Linked DNA regions of Homo sapiens: region 2 is linked to region 1. A link is an interaction called in ENCODE POLR2A ChIA-PET data of the cell type or tissue named here. Cell type or tissue: OCI-LY7. All regions are shown on one strand. Region 1 has its middle 19 kb from the start of OR2S2. Region 2 has its middle 41 kb from the start of PAX5.

The links. ChIA-PET counts read pairs that join two places held together with the same protein. Peaks named below come from ENCODE experiments on the same cell type or tissue, not always from the same donor. Only the 100,000 strongest peaks of a DNase experiment are listed, where the experiment ranks them.
Region 2: POLR2A ChIA-PET joins it to region 1 with 5 read pairs; 1 of 35 experiments calls an interaction of 5 or more read pairs at or near these places.

Annotation. Positions count from the first base shown.
Region 1 is chr9:35,975,421-35,977,920 of GRCh38, reverse strand. No RefSeq gene overlaps it. Among named protein-coding and RNA genes, the nearest start is that of OR2S2, 19 kb to the right of the region's middle. In OCI-LY7, no CTCF peak of the experiment used is centred here; a DNase peak (open chromatin) is centred at 980; H3K4me3 peaks cover 510 bases; H3K27ac peaks cover 993 bases.
Region 2 is chr9:37,073,854-37,076,353 of GRCh38, reverse strand. No RefSeq gene overlaps it. Among named protein-coding and RNA genes, the nearest start is that of PAX5, 41 kb to the right of the region's middle. In OCI-LY7, no CTCF peak of the experiment used is centred here; DNase peaks (open chromatin) are centred at 358, 1,353, 1,663 and 2,313; H3K4me3 peaks cover 1,940 bases; H3K27ac peaks cover 2,500 bases.

The sequences.
Region 1 (2,500 bases):
AAATATAAAACTACAGGTAAATTGAGAGTAAAAGGATGGAAATCGTATCAATTAAAGCAGAAAAAAAGCACTTTTAAAAAATAACACCTATTAATGACAAAAAGCTTTCAGAAAACTAGAAATAGATGGGAAACTTCTTCAATTTGATAAAGAATATCTACTGAAAAAGCATAGTTAACATCATATTTAGTGATGAAAGACTGTGTTCCCCCAAAGAAAAAAATACTGAGGTATAAATCTAACAAAACATGTATAGAACATGTATGCTGAAAACTAAAAAATGCTGAACTCAAGGCTCTAAATAAATGGAGAGACATACTGTGTTCATGGGTTGGAACACTCACTGTAGCAAAGATATCAACTCTATTCAAATTGATGTGCAAACTTAACACAATTTCTATCAAAATCCCAGCAAGACTTTTTGTATGTATAGATAAAATTATTCTAAAATGTACATAGAAAGGCAAAGGAACTCATACAGCTAAAATAATTTTATACAAGTAAAAATAAAGTGGAAGGAATCACTATTGCTGGCTTTAAGATTTTTTACATAGCTACAATAATCTTGTGAAGGGTACACAAGACCATGTAGTATTGGTAGAGGAACAGACACGTAGATCAATGAAACAGAATAGAGAGTCAGGAAATAACCCCACATAAGTATGTCCAATGATTTTTGACAAAAGTGCAAAAGCTATTCAATGACATAAGAATAGCCTTTGCAATAAACGGTACTGGAGCAATTGAATATCCATAGGAAAAAAACAAAAACAAAAACTTTAACCAAAGTCTCATACATTGTGCAAAAATTAACTCACAAGAAAACCAGATCAAGATGGCTGACTAGGGATGCCAAACACTCATCTCCTGCACAAAGAAGAAGAAAACAACAAATAACTGTACTGTGAGTAGAGCAACTAAAGGAGAACACGGAAATACAGCAAGAAAGTGACAAAAACCCTCTGAGGCATGGATGTGATGGCAGCATAGACAGGGAAGTGAAACATTCAGCTGGGGTCAGCTCAGAGTCAAAAGGGACTTCTCATTGTGGGGAAAAGGTAAGCAGGAGCTCCTCAGCAGTCCCCATTTCAACTGAGGACATCTGCAATCTTAGCTGCTGGCATGCCTCACAAGTCTCACAAGCCTTGAATCCATAATAGGGAGCTGCCTGGAGTCTGCATAACCTCATTGCTCTAAAGAAGGAACACACACCAAGTGCCCCCTTACTCCCAGGACCAAAGCTGCTACAGCATGGTGGCCATTTGGGGAATGAGGTTGCTGTTGGTGTGCATCTTGACCTGGGATCCTATAGCCACTACATGTCTACATTTTTGGAGACCAGCCATCATCCCCTGATACCCATATGGAAAACTGCACCACCACCCCAGCTAGACCCAGCAGTACAGCCTTAACCCCAGCACCTGAGTCTATGCATTGCCCTACACTCCAGGGAGCAGGCAGTTCAGGACAGCATGGAGGCCACCCTCAGGACTGGAGGAACAGACATACACATTCCTTAGAGCCATAAAACAAGCTGCCTGATACCCACCACCACCAATGACTCTGTCCCCTCCAATGGCAGAACTGTCACGCATTGCAAACATATTCCAGGAACCCAGAACTGGTCCAACTGGTACCCACCACTGCCAGTCACCCTGCCCCCTCCAATCGTCTCATATTATATATGCCCCCTAGGGACGAAGAACCTGCCTGTGTGGTGCCCACTGCCACCAGCAACCCCATCTCCTTCAACTGCAAAGTAGCCATGCACCATGTATACCCCCCAGGAACCAAGGACCAGCTCGTCCAGTGCCCACTGCAGCTGGCAACACCATCCTGACAACTGGTGGAGACACTATGCTCAGTGCACACCCCCACCGCAAGAACTTAAGAACCAACCCATCTAGTAGCCCCTGCCTCTAGCAAAGCCACACAACAGCCTCCACAAACACCTTCAGTCTAGGCCACTGAGGCACTCACAGACACCACCACTGACATTGATTAGAGCTAAAGAAATCACATGGAGACTGCATTACTGCACTCACAGAACAAAATTCAAAGCACCCTACCAAACCAACAATACAGGACACATCTACAGGAAAAAGGCTTTCCCTATGGAAGCTACTCCATAAATTTGGAAGGGCTGACTGCTCCATTAGATGCACAAATATCAGTGTAGGAACACAAGAAACATGAAAAACAAGGAAACATGACACCTTCAAAGGAACACAATAATTCTCTAATAACAAAACCAAAGGAAAGGAAATCTATGACGTGTCTGAAAAGGAATTCAAAATAATGATCCTAGGAATCTCAGTGAGATACAAAAGAATATCGATAGATAATTCAATGAAATCAGAAAAACAATTCATGATCACAATGAGAAATTCAACAAAGAGAAAGAGTTCATAAAAAAGAACTAAACAAACCTTGGAGCGGAATAACTCAAAGAATAAAAATACAATTGAGAGCTTCAACAACAGAGAAATAATTTTTCAAC
Region 2 (2,500 bases), 1.1 Mb before region 1:
ACCCACTCACCCTACTCTGCGGCAGTTTTGGGTCTTCAGGGAAACTTTCCACCTCAGCCTCTCTCCACATACACAGCATTTCTCTTTCTAATTGAAGCTGTCTCTACTCCCCATTTCTCCTTTTTTTCTTTTCTTTTCTTTTCTTTTTTTTTTTTTTTTCGACACAGTATCTCACTCTGTCACTCAGGCTGGAGTGCAGTGGTGTAAACACAGCTCACTGGCACCTCAACCTCCTGGGCTCAAGAGATCTTCCCACCTGAGCCTCCCAGGAAGCTGGGACTACAGGCGTGCATCACCACACTGCACCTGGCTAATTTAAAACTATAAACATTTTGTAGAGATGGGATCTCGCCGTGTTAACCAGGCTGGTCTTGAATTCCTGTCTCAAGCAGTCCTCCCGCCTCAGTGTGAACCACAGTGCCCAGCCCCTACTTCTTGAAATCATGGGTGACAGCATGCACAAATATCCTGAAGTCTTTCTTACAGAGTATTTTCTAAAGAGACCAACATTTATTTGAGAAGGGAAGCACCTGTTCTTCCCACGGCAGTGGTAGTAGGACAACAATGCGCAGCTGAATTGGGATGAGGGGCCAGGACAAAGCAGAAATCTGCTGCAGAGAGCAGGAAAGATATTCTGTAGCAGGATCTGGGCAAGCGGCACTCATCCATATCCTTTGCATTGCAAAGAGAGGAGCTACCTCCTTCCTTTTTATTTTCCAGTTTATTGGTGGCTCCTAGAACCTCTGAGAACTAACTGATTTTGACCTCTTAACAGTTGCCTTTCAACTACCATTCATTTACTGCAAGCCTACTGTGTAACAGGCCCTTGCTAACCACTTCAGATATATTGTCTCTTGTCCAGCTTCAAGTGACTCTCTTAGGGAGGGATTAGCCTCACCTCACTAGTATGGAAATGGAGACTTGGAGTAATCAAGTGACTTGCTCTGAATTACACAGCTGGGAAGTGGTGAAGCTGGAATTCAACTCAAGTTATGTCTAGATCTAAAACTCATGCTCTTTTCTATGCTCAAAGCTGCATATCAAAACTGAACTTTAGCATGGAGTCTATGATGACTGGCTCATGTCTCTCCACCCAGCACCTAGCCCAAGGCCAAGCACAGAGAAGGCTCACAGTGGACACTTTTGGAATGAGTAGATTTTTTATGGAATGGTTGGTAAATGAAGGCCTGGGCACGGTGTGAACAGTGTTGTGGGACAGCAGAGGAGGGGGTAGTGGCTGATTAGGGGACGTGGAGAAGCCTCTGCAGAGGAACAGAAATGAGTGAGGCCTGGAGAAATAAGTAGTCAGACAAAGACGGACAATTCAGCATTCTCACAGCAAAGACCACTAACAGGCAATTCACAGAACAGGAAACCCAAAGGCCGTGAATAGGTGCTCTGCATCACTAACAGTCAGAAAAATGCAAATTATCTCATGCACAGTAGATGAGAATACAAACTGGAAAAGTGTGTTAGGAGAGCTATTTAATAGCATCTATCACAATTATAAATGAGGTATGTTCTTAAATGTGTGTACAAACATTGTGATAGAAAAAATGGAAATATTCATTAGTAGGGAACAAACTAAACAAGAACACATTTATACCATTTAAAAATATTATGCCACGTTTGGCTGGGCACAGTGGCTCACACCTGTAATCCTAACACTTTGGGAGGCTGAGGAGGGCAGATTGCCTGAGCCCAGGAGTTTGAGACAAGCCTGGGCAACATAGCCAGAGGCAGTCTCTAGGGGAAAAAAAAAAATATATATATATATATATGTGTATATATATATATATATATATATATATATGCACACACATATGTGGCATATGTATATATATGTATATATATGTATATATATGTGTGTGTATATATATATACACATATGTGGCATATATATACATATATATATGCCATTTTTAAAAGAATAAAGGGAATCTGCATGCACTGACATGGAAAGATTGCCAAAGACGTACACTTAAATGAAAAAAGGTAAATTGCAGAGCAGTAAGGATATAGTGTTCTCATTTTATTATGTTTTTAAAGGGTACAAGTGTGCCTGTGTATAGATATGTGTGTATATAAGTGCATAGACAAAATACTAGATGAATACCAATCGTTAACAGTGGTTATTTACCTCTTAGGAGGGGAGTAGGAATGGAGGAGATTGAAGAATGACTTTCACTTTAAAAAGTGAGATGTGATTCATTGAGAAAAACAGCACATTACTTCTATGGCATTCACATCAAAAGTGCGTAACTTGAATATAACCATGAGGTACACTCTAAAAATACTGGACTTATCTCTTCAAAACTGTCAGTGGCAGGAAATGCAAAGAAAGACCGAGGAACTGTACCGCATTAAAGGAACAATTGGCAACATCCAGATCTAGGTTAGAGGACAGTACTGCATTAACATTATTTCCCCAATTTTTATATTTACATTGTGGTTATGTAAGAGAATGTCTTGGTTTTATTTTTCAGGTCGAGCACACTGA